Regions from separate parts of the Homo sapiens genome. Here region 1 is linked to region 2. A link is an interaction called in ENCODE POLR2A ChIA-PET data of the cell type or tissue named here. Cell type or tissue: Caco-2. All regions are shown on one strand.

Region 1 (8,000 bases), 89 kb after region 2:
CTATAATCCCAGCACTTTGGAAGGCTGAGGCAGGCAGATCATTTGAGGCCAGGAGTTCAAGACCAGCCCGGCCAACATGGTAAAACCCCGTCTCTAATAGAAATACAAAAATTAGGCCGGGCGCGGTGGCTCACGCCTGTAATCCCACCACTTTGGGAGGCCGAGGCGGGTGGATCATGCGGTCAGGAGATCGAGACCATCCTGGCTAACACAGTGAAACCCCGTCTCTACTAGAAATACAAAAAAAAAAAAAAAAAGGCGGGCGTGGTGGCGGGCGCCTGTAGTCCCAGCTACTTGGGAGGCTGAAGCAGGAGAATGGTGTGAACCCGGGAAGCAGAGCTTGCAGTGCACCGAGATCACGTCACTGCACTCCAGCCTGGGTGACAGAGCGAGACTCCATCTCAAAAAAAAAAAAAAAAAGAAATACAAAAATTAGCTGGGTGTGGTGGCACATGCCTGTAATCCCAGCTACTCGGGAGGCTGAGGGCAGGAGAATCGCTTGAGCCTGGGAAGCAGAGAGGTTGCGGTAAGCCAAGATTGTACAACTGCACTCCGGCCTGGGCGACAGAGTGAGACACTGTCTCAAAAAAAAAAAAAAAGAAAAAGAAAAAGAAATAAAGAAAGAAATCCTTTATGCAAAAGGCAGAGTAAGTAATGGACAAATGTGGCTCCCTTCCTAGCACATCTATTTCTGGTTAACCTCGATGATCCCAAAGGGTGAACCTGGGAATGGGGAGTTCTGAGGAAATTCTACAGAAACAGCCTTGTGAGGTCCTTTGTGGGGGGCACGCTGTGCTGTGGGGGTTCTGGAAGGAATCCGTGGGAGGCTGGGAGGAAGATCTGGCTTGTCAGCTTCCCTAGGAAAACCTTCCCCTGGGCTGGCCGCAGGCTGTAACCGGATTCCTGCTCCACCTCTGCATCTGGCCCAGGGACCTCATGGCAGGGAGGCCCAGCGCCTGGCCCTTTGCCCCTGGACGGGGTGGGCCCTGGGTCATGGTGGGGTGGGTGGGGAGGTCAGGAGGGCCATGGGGAGGGGGCGCGGTGGGGTGCTTTGCCCTGAGAACACAGGCCTCTGGCACCCCGGAGCCCCCGGCAGCTGCTGGCGTCTGTCAGCCACCTTGCGGGGCGCGGCCGGGGGCTGCTGGCCCCTACATCTTCCTGACAGGCCCCTCTTCTGAGGCCAGGAAAAAACAACAACAGTTCCTCCCCTCACGGCAACCCATTTGTTAGATGAAGGCCGGGCACCAGCACCTTTAACCTCCTCAAAGTCAGCGTTTCCCTGTCAAGGCCCCACAGGGCCAGAGACAGAGATGGATGGAAGGAGCTGTGTGTCGAAAAAGCCCTGTGGCCTCATGAGGAGAGCTCTGTTTTCAGGAAGGGAGGGGACCCCGGTTTCTGATTGTTGGGGAGAATAAGGGGAGGAAGAGGAAAAGTGTGAGTCACGAGGAGGTCCCCCAGGGGCGTGGGGGGGCCCAGGAGGGCTTTCAGCCTGGCCACACCTGAGCCATCACGTGGAACTTGCGGAATGTCTCCCATTGTGCGTGGCAGGCAGGCGTGTACTTGGCAGGACAGGGCTGCTTCTGTTTGTGGCCACCCCACCCCCTTGTGCTTGGAGAGGCAGGGTGTCAGGGCAAGGCCCTGGACCTGGAGGCAGAAGACACGGGTTCAAGGTGTGACCTTGCCTGTTACCGGCTGTGTGGTCTCAGGCAAATCACACCCTTCTCTGAGCTTCATTTTTCTCACTGGCAAAATGGAGTTGACAGTTCCGGCCTCACCTGGCGGTTAGGAGGATAAATGAACTGCATCTGAGAACAGAGCTGGCTGACTATAAAGGGTGATGCATGTGAGGAATAGCTTGTCCTTAACTATGCTGAACCACTGGGCAGGACACAGCACAATGTAGGTGAAGACGGCTCATCCCAGCCCCCAGATACCTTCTATGGCAACATAACACAAGGGTCCAAATCATGGCCTTGGGAATTGGGGGCCTGTGGGTTCAAACCTCAGCTCTGTTTTTTTGTTTTTTGTTTTGAGACGGAGTCTTGCTCTGTTGCCCAGGCTGGAGTGCAGTGGTGGGATCTCGGCTCACCGCAACCTCTGCCTCCCAGGTTCAAGCGATTCTCCTGCCTCAGCCTCCCGAGTAGCTGGGATTACAGGTGTCTGGCACCATACCTAGCTAATTTTTGTATTTTTAGTAGAGATGGGGTCTTGCCATGTTGGCCAGACTGGTTTCCAACTCCCCACCTCAGGTGATCTGCCCGCCCTGGCCTCCCAAAGTGCTGGGATTACGGGCATGAGCCACTGTGCCTGACCTCAGCTCTGTTATTAATAAGCTAAATGGCTTTGAGCGACTTGCCTTATCACTTGAGCCTCAGTTTCCTCATCTGTAAAATGGGGATAAACTTCTTCCGTCCGCATGAGGATGCTGAGAGACGTGAGTGAGGTGGTCTATGAAAGCTCTTGTCATAGCCTGGCATGCAGGGGTAACATCTGGATGATGAAGATGATGATACCTGAGATTTTTGCCTTACAGACAACTCCAGAGAGCCCTGTGAAATATTTATATGCCACTGAACAGGGCACAAGATGAAGCCATTAGCCTGCGCTTACATAGTAGAATGTGTGAATCAGATGAGATGCTTGGTCTCTAGTAAGACCTTAAGGGATGGACAGAAGACAGGCAGATTTTGGATATGGTATACGTGGCTGTGGGCTAGCGTGTTTACTACTGGGCCTGGGATGTATTTGGAATGTACACATGTGTCCTTTGCTTCTCAGAACACTTTGAGGCAGCAGAGTTACTACTGCCTGCCAGCCTGCCTCACAGGGTTTTTTGTTTTGTTTTGTTTTCTTTTTTTTTGAGATGAGTTTCACTCTTGTTGCCCAGGCTGGAGTGCAATGGTGTGATCTTGGCTCACTGCAACCTCCACCTACTGGGTTCAAGCGATTCTCCTGCCTCAGCCACCTGAGTAGCTGGGATTACAGGTGCATGCTACCATGCCCGGCTAATATTTTTTATTTTTATTTTTATTTATTTATTTATTTTTGAGATGGAGTCTCGCTCTGTCACCAGGCTGGAGTGCAGTGGTGCAATCTCGGCTCACTGCAACCTCTGCCTCCCAAGTTTAAGTGATTCTCTTGCCTCAGCCTCCCAAGTAGCTGGGACTATAGGCACGCGCCACCACACCCAGCCAATTTTTTGTACTTTTAATAGAGACGAGGTTTCACTATATTGGCTAGGGTGGTCTTGAACTCCTGACCTCAGGTGATCTGCCCGCCTCAGCCTCCAAAAGTGCTGGAATTACAGGCATGAGCCACCGCGCCTGGCCCTGACAGGGCTTTGTAATGCTCAAATAATATGATCCAAGGGTCAGAGTTGAGTAAACTATAGAACATAGTCCTTGCATTCCACCCCAGGGGCCCAATAACGAGGTCTTTCTCTAAATCTCAGAAAACACTAAGCTAAGGGAGGTAAGTTCTGCAGATGGGTTTTCTCTGTGTGTGTGTGTGTGTGTGTGTATACATATATATATACACACACACATATATATATATACACACATATATATACATTTAAACCTTTGGTGCTCTACTTGTCTGCTACCAAAATTGTAGGCAGATGACTGAAAAATGTAACACACAGAATGGCCTGCATAGAAACCTGGCTCTTGGAAGTCATATGAGTCAGTTTCCTCAACTGTAAAGTGGTGGCTCACTGTACAGACACTCAGTAAGCACCCAGCAAATGAACACCTTCCAGGGGTTCTGTATTGGAGTCAGCTGTATAGAATGAAAACAAATGACAAAAGGGGAAACACACAGAGTTTATTATTCTCCCCCATAAAAAAGGCCGGAGGTGACAGTCCAAGCTGAGATGGCCTCTCCCCCAGGCACTGTCTCTCTACTTTGCCCCCCTGCGGCACCTTGTTCAGCTGGCATGTCAGCATTCCACACAGCACGAAGGAGGAAGGACAAATGGACTCTCCCCATCTCTCTGCCCACTGCCCCCCTCCCCACAACCCGTTTAAAAAATAGATATGGGGGGCCGGGTGCGGTGGCTCGTGCCTGTAACCCCAGCACTTTGGGAGGCCGAGGCGGGTGGATCACGAGGTCAGGAGATCGAGACCATCCTGGCTAACACGGTGAAACCCCGTCTCCACTAAAAATACAAAAAATTCTCCAGGCATGGTGGTGGCAGGCGCCTGTAGTCTCAGCTACTCTGGAGGCTGAGGCAGGAGAATAGCGTGAGCCCGGGAGGCGTAGCTTGCAGCAAGGCGAGATTGCGCCACTGCACTCCAAGCCTAGGCGACAGAGCGAGACTCCATCTCAAAAAAAAAAAAAAAAAAAAAATAGACATGGGGGCCTGGCGCGGTGGCTCACGCCCGTAATCCTAGCACTTTGGGAGTCCGAGGTGGGCGGATCACGAGGTCAGGGGTTCGAGACCAGCCTGGTCAGCGTGGTGAAAATCCATCTCTACTAAAAATATAAAAATCAGCTGGGCGTGGTGGCGCATGGCTGTAGTCCCAACCACTCAGGAGGCTGAGGCAGGAGAATCACTTGAACCCGGGAGGCGGAGCTTGCAGCGAGCCGAGATCGTGCCACCACACTCCAGCCTGGGCGACAGAGCGAGACTCCGTCTCAAAAAAAAAAAAAAAATAGACATAGGGTCTTGCTATGTTGCCCAGGCTGGTCTTAAACTCCTTCCTTGAGTGATTCTCCCACCTTGGCTTCCCAAAGTGCTGGGATTTACAGGAGTGAGACACAGTGCCCAGCCTCTCTACATTTTTTTTTTTTTTTTTTAAGACAGACTCTCACTCAGTCCCTCAGGCTGGAGTGCAGTGGTGTGATCTCAGCTCACTGCAATCTCCACCTCCCAGGTTCAATTGATTCTCCTGCCTCAGCCTCCCAAGTAGCTGGGACTACACGCCTGGCTAATTTTTGTATTTTTAGTAGAGACAGGGTTTTGTCATGTTGGCCAGGCTGATCTCAAACTCCTGACCTCAAATCATCCACCCGCCTTGGCCTCCCAAAGTCCTGGGATTACAGGCATGAGCCATTGTGCCCAACCCTCCCTGCCCTGTTTTAAGGAGGGTCCTGTTCAACAATTACTCTACAGACCAATTGCCCGCAACTATATACTTGGCAGTGAGGAACTGCTGGGGAGGCTGGGAGATTCAGCCTATAGGCACCTTGGTGGCCCTAATAACTCTTTTATCTTCTTCTTCTTCCCCATCAGAACCTGTTCTCAAGGAAAAGAGCTAAGGTAGGCTGCCAGATAAAATGCTGAGGTAAGTCTGTTCCAGAAAATATTGGGACATAGACTAAAAAATTGTTGTTTGTTTATCTGAAACTCAAATTTAACTGAGTGTCTTCTTTTCCCCCTAAATCTGGCAATCCTAATCCAAGGCTAAACTCATTTTCAGGACGCAAAAGGCTCTGGCCTTACCTTTTGAGTCAGGACGTTGCACTTTGACAGAAGGCTCTGGAAGGAAACTTTAAAGGGAGCCTTCCAGAGGGAAATGCGGTGTTGGGGTAGGTCTGCCTTTGGCTATGGGCTTTCTGGCTGCCGGAGGGCCCAGGGTCCCCCAGGAAAGCCTTCTGTGGAGGTCTTTTGAGAGAGACAAAGCAGAGGGGTGGAGGAAGGGCGGCTCAGGTGGAAGGAGTGAGGACAAAGGTGAGTGCCCCTGGGCAGGAAGTGCTGAAAGAGAGAAGGAGGGAGGCCACCAGGCCTGGGCCTGGAGCCAGCCTGGGAGACTCCCAGCCGCCCACTTCTCGGGGCCTCCCTTTTCCAGCCCCTTGCTTTCGAGGCAGCAGTGCCATTATTTGGGGAAACCAGCTAACCAGATAGGACAGCAAACCGGGGATTTATGTGGTGTGGGAACAGCTCAGGTTTCCCTCCCTGTTTACCCAGCAGTATTTTTTAAAACAGAAATCAGCGTGTGGGTAACCGCAGCTGTGAGTTACTAGCTCTGGCTGTGAGGGCTGGGGTGGGGGGAGTCTCTTCAGAGCCCTCTGTCCACTGGCCTGGGAGCTACTGAAGGAATGTGCCTCTCCCCATCCCAGGCCAGGTGGAGAAGGTGGCCCTGCGGAAGTTCCCAGATCACTGCCCACCTCACCCTTCCCCTCCCGACGAAGGCCAGCACACCTGGGGGAGGTGTGATGATGGTTCAAGGTCTAAAGCTTTAGAGATCAGTCAGTTTAGGGGTCAGAACCCATGGAGCCAGGCAAGTAAACACAGGTTCCCCAAGCCAGCTGGGAGGGAGACACCTGGGTGCCTTTGATGGGAGAAAGAGGGGGCCAACAGCTACTTGGCACTGGCCAATTTTCCCTTGCATGAACATGGGCCCAGTGTAACCAACCATATCTTTCCATTTGTCAAAAAAAAGCCATATTTCCAGATTTTTTATAGGCAACCTGTCAACTTTTAAATGTTGGCAATGAATTCAAAACACTGCCATTCAATTAAAAGCAGCCCAGAACATGGCACGACTGGTTCTTGGAATACCAATCTGCAATCTCTGATCTTGTCCAACTCTCTCTGCTCCCCATTTTACAGATCAGGAAGCTGAGGCCCAGAGAGGCCTAGGGACTTAGCCATGGCTGCAGCAGTTGTTATTGGGAATGCCATGAGGCCAGGATGCCTGTTATGTGTTCTTTGCCCAGCCTAGCAGTTTGGCTGGCTTGGCTATGCCAGAGGTCTCACCATGCAGTTCTCAAGTGCTTCCTGAGCATCTCTCATTTGCATAGACATGACATTTACAAACACATCCATCATCTACTTGATTCTGGCAATGACACCGAGGGAGCAGAACTGGCATTAATCCATTTTTTTTAATGGTGAGAACACTGAGGTTTGGAGAGGCTGGTGACCTGCCAAAGTCACAGTCCTAGAAAGGGCTGCAGCCAGGGCCTCCAATTACAGATCAAGGGTTTTTCCACCCCCAAACTCAGTCATCTCGTAAAAACGTCAGGCTCCTTGGGGAATACAGCTTGAGATGGATAATCAACTCCTCCTAAAAGGGAACCATAAATGGATGAGATACTTGGGTAAACTGAATATTCTTTGTAACTTAAAGTTAATTGAAAATCCATAGGTTATCAATTTTCCAAGCAGGAGAATAAAATAGAAGGTATTTCAAAGAGCAATTATAGTAGGCATGGCTTAATCTTTCTTTGATGATTCTGAAGGCATTTCAGGGGAATGTAATGCCTTAGGGCATCATTATGAACACCAATAATTACTGTGTAGGGCTGTGACGCAAATTCTCATCAATCCCCTCCTGGCTGTCGGGGTGTTTTCAGAGAGGATCATGCAGGGAGTGTGAACGTGTGCCTGTCTGTTTCTTGCTGCTCTCTCCGCCTTTGTCAATTTCAGGGTGCTGTTGTGGAAAATGCAGTGTCCCTGGAAGGGGGAGGTCACTTAACCTTAATGAGCTTCTGTTTCTTTATTAAAATGGGGTAATGCAGACTCCTATACTCACTGTCAAGGTTTTGTGGGGCTCAGATGTCAGTGTCAGAGCAGGAAGAAACTTTAGATCATGATATGCACCAGCTTCATTCTGCCATGGAAAAATCTGAGGCCCAGAGAGGTTAGGAGCCTCGTCCAAGGTCACCCAGCCAGGGAGAGGGTGCTAGAACCTGGGTTTTCTGCTTCCTAACCTCTTTCCTGAATATAACACTATGGAAGAAAAAGATCTGGAGGAACGGAAAGATGAACACATGATTACACATGCAAACAATACTGGGGTCTCTCTGATCAGAGAAGGTGTGATCTTCCAGCCTCAGGAGAGGGGCCATCCAAGTCCTGGAGGAGGTGAACCCCTTAGTTCAGGGCTGGGAGTAGCCTGGGGGCAGCAGAGACACTGCTGTGAGGTTTATAGTTTCATGACTGTCAGAGCTTTTTAAAATGTGGTAATTTTAAGTGTGCAGCCTCCCAGGGTCTTTCTTCTTTTAATTGAAGAAATAAACCATCTCCCCTAAGGCATGCTTGGCGAAGGAGA
Region 2 (8,000 bases):
ACACAACCTTTTGCTGGTGAACTCTCTGTCCAGTGACTACATGCACCCTTTATTATTATTATTGCTATTGTTTAATCTTTGAGTTTTACAGTCTCTCTTTAGAAACGGGAGTCACAGAGCCACGGTATTTATGTCATCTAGATCAGCCGACTGTAGGGGAGATATTGACAATTTCCTGGTCTATTTGGGACAGTTCCAGGGCCCACAGGTGGGTGACTGTGCTTCAAGAAGCCACAAAGCTCACACGAATCAGCTAAGATTAGCTTAGCTAAGATTAGCTAAGCTAAGATTAGTTGATCACAGATACATATCCCCAGATAGAGGTAAAGGGCATCCTCACAGCTCCCCCCTTCCTTCTCTCCTGCTGCTGCCCGTGTTGCTTATGGGAAGTCAGCTGTTATGGGGATAGGAGTGGTTAAATGCAGTGGGGGTTGTGAAAGATGTTCTAATATGTTTGTGGGGGTTGCTTATAAGCAATTTTATGAATATATAATTTTTGGAACTGGGCTGGTCCTGTTCCTATAACACAGGAACGCACCAGGAGAATCACTTTTCCTAACAGTATGAGAACCAGATGGGTCTCTGTCTTCATTCACCCCCTCAGATTGGCCATGGACTCTGGGAGGTTGGTGGGGGGTGTTTAGTGGTAAAAGAATAAATTGACAAATATGCCCCAGACACAGGAGTCGAGTCCCTGGTTCCTCTGAGTCATGAGTTTACGCCTTTTTTAGGGTCTGGTGGTTTTTCTTTGGCATTTCAGGGAGCATTCAGAAAGCACTGATGTGCCCTAAGTCAGCATGGTGAGCCCAGAGGCTAGGGTGAGGCTTCCTCCACTCCCATCCCAGGAGTAGGGCAGGGGTGTTCCTTAGAGACCTCGCTCTCTCATCCCCTTCAACTCAGTGACCCCCTCAACTGCAGAGGCCTGTGAAGATGGAGCCTGATGTAGCTGAGGATAATGAATACTCATTCCTGGGCAGGCCGCCTGAGCTCTAGAGTTAGGGGAGCTTTCTCGGAGTTTCACGGTCATCTCGTTCTAGCTGTGTGAAACTGGGCATCACTTTACCTCTCCGAGCCTCAGTCTCCTCATCTGTAAAATGAGGGCCGATAATATCTCCCTCACAGTGTTGCTTTTAGGATCAAACAAGACAAGGTATGTATAACATATTTATCGTGGTCACTGGCACAAAAAAGGAGCTTGGAAATGGTAGGTTTTTTATTATTTATTTATTTATTTATTTATTTATTTATTTATTTATTGAGACAGAGTCTCACTCTGTCACCCAGGCTAGAGTGCAGTGGCATGATCTCGGCTAACTGCAACCTCCACCTGCTGGGTTCAAGCAATTCATTTGCCTCAGCCTCCCAAGTAGCTGAGACTACAGGCATGTGCCACCATGCCCTGCTAATTTTTGCAGGGTTTCACCATATTGGCCAGGCTGGTCTACAAACTCCTGACCTTGTGATCTGCTCGCCTCCGCCTCCCAAAGTGCTAGGATTACAGGAGTGAGCCACAGCGCTGGGCTGGAAATGGTAGTTCTTTTACTCTTCCAAGACAGGGTCTTATTTGCAAAAACGAGCATCCTATGTTACAAGCTGTGAGTGAGGGATTTTTTGAAACAGAGTCGCTCTGCTGATAGGAATGCGTGTCCGTTGTAGAACGGGGTGGGGTGGGCAGGGGGCGTGTGTCCCTTGGGCTTTGACCACAGGGTGCCAAGTCCAGAGGTCTGTCGGGAGTTGTGTGCTGCTGCCACAAGGTGGCAGTGTTGGCAAACAAACCACATCCTCCACTGCTACGAGGCCTAGATGGGAAGAATTTTACCTCCAGTTTAAATTCTTTTTAGAAAGGGAATACTTAATTCCATGATTCTACACCTTGGGAATGGAGGCCCACAGAGGGGAAGAGCTTTGCCCAATATCACAGAATGAGTTGGTGGCAGAGCTGTGCCCTTTATCTGGGACTCCTGACAGTTTATTCATGAAACACGCATTTGCCATACTGCTCTTCCCTTAGCTTCATTCACATCCTTGGCTTGGGTTTGGGGGGTAGTGGGAATTACTTGGGGGCTCCAGAGTCCTTGGTTCAGTCTTTGCATCTCTGTTTTCAGTGGAGCTAGTGGGACCCAAAAAGGTTTACATGATTACCTGAGATAAATTGTGGGATCCCAGAGTCCCCAAGATCTTGACTCTATATCCACACCTCACTTAACGGTTTATCAGTATCCTAGTGACAGAGGCGATGAGAAACCCATGATCTCCCCTCCACCACCCCCTCCCCAGCAATAGCTTGTTATTCCCTTAAGTCCAGGGTGAATGGGTGGGGTGGGCTGGGCTGGTTTGTCTGCTTAGTCCCAGGATTAGGAGGACCCCGTCTGGCTGTGTTTGTTAAGGAGGCAGCCTGAAGTGCATTTGGCTTCTGCTACATGTCAGGAACTAGGTGAGTGCTAATCTCCTGACCCTCGTTGAGTAACTGGGAGAAGATTACACCCAACTCCCAGCTGAGGACGTTGAGGCTCAGAGGGGTGAAGTAGCTCATCCAGGACTTCCTGATGCTGAGCCTCTTCTCTTAAGGAGTTGGCCCAATAGGGTGAGGAGGGATGAGATGGCCCACCTTTATGATCTGTGTCCTCAGACCAGCTTCTTTGTCCTGCCACAGAAAGCCCCCTATGAATAGAACCTTCTTTGCACAAACTCCTTGCCTCCTGCCACTTCACCCCCTCCCCATTGCAGCTTCCCACGAGTTCCTTTCCAGAGCCGTCGCTTGCTGAATGGGTTGCTAGTGGAAATGTGGTTTTCAAATTTGGGAAATCTCCATTAAGTCCTTTTATTTAAGGAGGATGTCATTATCGCGCCTCCCTGAGGACTATTACGGTTCTATTAGGCAAGGCCGCAGACTTCCTAGGTACTGTCTGGGGTCTGATTCCTGGGCAGGAAAATGCAAGACAGGAAGAAGGGGAGGGGGGTTCAGAGAGAGAACAGAGGCTGGGGAGGGGAAGCAGAAAGAAGAAAGGAGGAGAAAGAATGAAAGAGAATGCGGGAGGGAAAGAGAAAGGAGTGAGGAAGTGACAGAGGGAGAGGCAAAGAGCCCCTCACCCCCCAGGCAGAGGAGAGAGGGCAGAGGAGACCCTGGGCCACTTGGCCATCCGACAGTCTAGAGGATTTACAATGAAACTGGACGCGAGCTGCCCGGAACTGGCTTCTCTCTTTCATTAGAGACAGGGGATCCTGGGGAGTTCTTCATGCCTTCCGGCTGCCAGCCCACCTTGGGGCCTCCACGTTCAGATTTGGGAGAGGCCTCAGTGAGGGCTGGGAGGGAGGAAGAGGATGCCCAGGGAGGGTGGTTCTGGAAACTAGGTCTGAGCTCAGTTGGCCCAGAAGGGTGTTGGCCTGCCTGACCACTCTGGTGAACATAATGTTTTCCCATTCTCTGCTGCCCCCTCTAGAAGGCAAGCTCCAGAAAAGCAGACCTTCTCTCTGTTCTGTGTTCTCTCTGCTCCCAGTCACTAGAACAGTGCCAGACGCATAGTAGGTGTTCCATAAGTGTTTGTGGAGAGAATAGTAAATAATAGAAGTGGAAACAATTCCACTGCTTCCCCATCCTCTCCCTTGCTGCATTCAGAGCAAAGGTGGATGGACCTCCTCTCTGTTCTCAGTAAAGGCTTGTGACCCTTTACACACACACACACACACACACACACACCCGGGCAGGAGGGTCAGGAATCGCATGGCAAGCAGCTGACACTGGCTTGGCCAAATGAGAAAGGAAAATATATATGCCCCTCCTGGGACCTTCTTGTTAGGGGGTTACCATCTGCGGGCTGCCTGCTGGAAGTGCTTTAGCCTCTGGGCAGGAAGGCTGATGTTCTGCGACAAACATCCTGGCTGGGAAATCCCCTGGCCCGTAGGTCCCTAGGGCCTGGGCAGCCTCCTTCCACGCCATCCTGCCCTCTTCAGACCTTCCCCTGGCTCCTGGGCCTGAAGCCGGGCCACCTCTCTCTGCCTCTGAGGGGCTCCCCCGTGAGAGCTAGCCCAGTGCCCCTGGGGCGTCCCCTCCCTCGGAGCTCCTGTGCTGAAGTGATTAATGAGGCAGGGACAAAGCCTTTCTTACCAGCTGTGTCAACATGCCCCTTACCCCGCGGCCCTGCTAGCTACAGGTATGGGGAAGCAGCCCCCCACCCCCACACCACTGCCCTAGGCAATTGCCTCCTCCAAGCCTGTTTGCCCCTTACCTGGGCTCTCTTCAGGGTCCCAGGCCTCCCACTGGGCCATCAGTGTCTGATGGTGATGATGATGATGATGATTTTATGATGCTTACAGCACTTGATGTTTGCTGAGAGCATGACTCTCCTTTTTCTCAGCTCCTCTTTCCAGCTGCCTGAGCCAGGGGATCAGGTGTGGCTGTCTTTGGGTGACGGGGAGCAACTGGGCTACAGTTGCTGGGACTGATACTGCCTCCTCTGTGAAGCCTTCCCTGATCACCTCTAGCAGGCTTTGTGTCTATCCCTCTCCTCCCGTCCCTTTGTGTGTGGAGCTCGTCTGTTCCCCTCACTGCTTCCTTAAGGGAGGAGATTCCTTCTCTGGGTATGCATCTTTGTACCTCATCCCTCTTTCCCCACACCTCCATTCTCAAGACAGCCTAGCACGGTGCTTGGCGCGTGCTATGTGCTATGATAAATACTTATGGAATGAACCAATGACTTGTAGATCTGGAATGATCTGGAATTCCATGGCGTAGGTCTGTGTTGTCTGTGGTTCTGCAGACTGATTACCTTGTGTTTGATCTGTCTCAGACCTGCCCAGGACCACACATCCTGCCTCTGGCCCCAGCTGGTCTTTGTGGGGTTTCTAGTGGTTGCTGCCCAAGGAACTCTGTTGGGGAGGACGGTGACCTTGTGCTGGGGAGGACGATGACCTTGTGCTGGGGAGTGGTGAGGGTGCGGTGGGGATTCAGAAAGCTGGAAGCAGCCACATGCTTTTTTTTTTTTTTTTAATGAACATTACATTTTAGAATAATGTTAGACCTATAGAAAAGCTGCAATGATAGCACATAGTTCTCATATACCCTTTACCCAGTTTCCCCTCATGGTAACATATTATGTAACTCTGGTACTTTTGTCAAAACTGAGAAATTAACGTTGGTACATTACTAGTAATTAACTCCAGTCTTCATTTGGATTCCACCAGTTTTTCCATTAATATCTTCATTCTGTTCCAGGATCTAATCCTGGATACAGCATTGTATTTAGCCTGCATGATTTTGAAGATGGTGTTTTATGTAATATGCATGCAAGTGTTGCTCTCTTCCTTATAACCTATCCGAGTTGTTTTTAGGTAAGAATAAAGGTTCTCCCTGCCAAACATTTCAGTAAAATATTGCCACCATGTTTATTTATTGTGGCTTTTTAGACTGTGCTGCATACTGCCACATGCTCTGTGGAGGGTGAAGCACCATTTTCAAAGGACAGTCTTAGGCCGGGCATGGTGGCTCACGCCTGTAATCCTACCACTTTGGGAGGCCGAGGTGGGCAGATCACTTGAGGTCAGGAGTTCGAAACCAGCTTGGCCAACATGGTGAAACCCCGTCTCTACTGAAAAAAATGCAAAAAAATTAGTCGGGCGTGGTGGCGGGTGCCTATAATCCCAGCCACTTGGGGGGCTGAGGCAGGAGAATTGCTTGAACCCAGAAGACAGAGGTCGCAGTGAGCTGAGATCTGGAGCGCCACTGCACTCCAGCCTGAGTGACAGAGCAAGACTCCATCTCCAAAAAAAAAAAAAAAAAAAAAAGACTCTAGGCATTTTTTGTATTCACAGCAGTAAAATCTCTGATTGCAGCTCTGATTTGAGCAAGAAGTAGGGATCATTGGCTAGTGTAGGGCTGGGAAGAGCAGAGGGGCAGTGGGAAAGGATGTATATTTGGGGACGATTTGAGGGGTAGAAGGTTCTCCAGGTGGGAGGCGACATGGTGTTTGAGTTGTGAGTGGAATAAATGTCCCGGGGTCCCCTGGTTCACTGGTCCCAGCTTTGTCTCTTCCTATTTGCTTATCTGTCTTTTCACGTGTATCTATTTGGTGCATCACAGTTGGTCCTGCTTTTGCTTGCATTCCTGGTAAACTGGAATAATTAGAGTTAAATTTTCAATTAGAATGTTAGCGGATGTTCTGTTAATAATAACAGTGGCGAACATTCCACCTCACTTTAAGCTTCCTGTGGAGCTAGGTCCTTGGAGTCCAGAAGGGCTGGAGGAGAAAGAAGCCGGAATACAGGAGGGGTGATGGGTCAGCTAAGGTCCCCACTCTTTGGCCTCCTCCACAGACTGGCTCCCTTTGTGGTTTGCACGTCTCTGAACAATGTCTGCTGATGTTGTCTTCCACACACACTGGCTTCTAATTCTCTCTCTCTGTTGCTTAGGCTAGTCTTGAGCTCCTGGGACCAAGGGATCCTCCTGCCTTGCCCTCCCAAAAGTGTTGAGGTTACAGGCGTGAGCCACTGCTCCTGACCCTGGTTTCTAATTATAATTGCCTCAAAAGGTTGGCAGGCTGGTGGGGCTACGGGAGGGTGTGGGAGGTATAGCACTTGGAATCTGGTTTTGGAATTCTTCCTATTTTTGAAAATATAGCCAGTGACATCTGGGAGAGTCCAGCTGAAGGCTGGAGGGCAGGGAGAGGGGACTGAAGACCTTTCCACTGTGCTGGGGACAGGACACCCTGCTGGGTGGGCCTGCGGTCCAAGGTCCAGGACACTCCCTCGGGCTTACATCCAAGGTCTCCCCAGGCCTGGCACTTACTGGAGGAGGCGGGCTCCTAAAGGCCAGCACGCAGTCAGCACACCAGGAGGGCACTGAGCATGGGCATCTCCTGAGCCCTCTGGAGAGGAGGCAACTCCTTTGATCTCTGGGTGGAGGGAGCCATGATGTGTGTAGTGGGGGCAATGGGCATTCACCACCATCTTCTTCCTAATTCTCTGCTACAGATTCTCTTCCTGATCTTCATGCAATAATCTCAAATGTCTATAAGAGGTGATCACTACCATAAGAACCCTTGAATAGTGGTTCAAAGCCTTGTCATTTCCCATCCCTAGTTGTTCCCCCAATTCAGACCATGTCATCAGGCAGTTGGCTTAGAAAGAAACATTTATTTATTTATTTATTTAGAGACAGAGTTTCGCTCTTGTTGCCCAGGCTGGATTGCAATGGTGTGATCTTGGCTCACTGCAACCTCCGCCTGCTGGGTTTGAGCGATTCTCCTGCCTCAGCCTCCTGAGTAGCTGGGATTACAGGTGCCCGCCACCACACCCGGCTAATTGTTTTGTGTTTTTAGTAGAGACAGGATTTCACCATGTTGGCCAGGCTGGTCTTGAACTCCTGTCCTGAAGTGATCCACCCACCTCAGCCTCCCAAAGTGCTGGGATTACAAGCGTGAGCCACCGCGCCCGGCCAGGAACATAGATTTATTGTGCCAGACATGCTTTGGGGTATCGCCTGCTCATTCCAGCCTCTGTAGGAGGGACCAGGCTAAACAGTGTTGGTGTCCTAAGTCCCTGTCTCTGCTCACTGCCCCCAGTGATTGGAGCAGAGGTGGGCAGTTTATCTAAAGACGGCCAACTACAGCCTGGCTAGTGACCCAAAGCCCTGCCCTGAACCAGGAGCTGGGTCAGTCACATTCCTGTCTCAACTGGGAAACAGAAGTTGGACCCACTAGCAGGTGGGATAGTAGTTGAAAGAGATTCCAAGAGGTTGAGGATGAAAAGCCAAAGCCTTATTAAGCCAAAGTGACAAGGGAAGTGAGAAAACAGAGTGAAAGAAGCTGTTGGCAGAGAGAGGAGAACAAGAGGACAGATGTCCAGAGAGAAGCAGAGTGACCACGAGTCAGGGGCCAACCGCCGTCACCCTTCTCAGTGGCTTTCCCATTCCCATTCTGTTTCTAAACTGCTAGCCACATATATCCTTGCCACAAACTCCCCTTTTCCTTGAGGTGACTTAAGGGGACCTCTGTTCCTTGTAGATA

What was found. ChIA-PET counts read pairs that join two places held together with the same protein. Peaks named below come from ENCODE experiments on the same cell type or tissue, not always from the same donor. Only the 100,000 strongest peaks of a DNase experiment are listed, where the experiment ranks them.
Region 1: POLR2A ChIA-PET joins it to region 2 with 21 read pairs; 24 of 35 experiments call an interaction of 5 or more read pairs at or near these places.

Annotation. Positions count from the first base shown.
Region 1 is chr17:43,664,353-43,672,352 of GRCh38, forward strand. It overlaps LINC02594 (long intergenic non-protein coding RNA 2594), which reads left to right and starts at 512. Exons shown (of 4, transcript NR_184089.1): 1 at 512-647; 2 at 5,237-5,288. RefSeq lists enhancers at 1,294-1,819, 4,139-4,638, 5,213-5,736, 5,737-6,258. In Caco-2, no CTCF peak of the experiment used is centred here; DNase peaks (open chromatin) are centred at 1,149, 1,339, 3,919, 6,069 and 5 weaker places.
Region 2 is chr17:43,575,066-43,583,065 of GRCh38, forward strand. No RefSeq gene overlaps it. Among named protein-coding and RNA genes, the nearest start is that of ETV4, 33 kb to the left of the region's middle. RefSeq lists enhancers at 1,556-1,850, 3,914-3,963, 3,944-4,561 and a silencer at 1,721-1,840. In Caco-2, a CTCF peak has its summit at 1,734 (motif pointing right); DNase peaks (open chromatin) are centred at 1,726, 4,116, 4,696 and 7,566; H3K4me3 peaks cover 224 bases.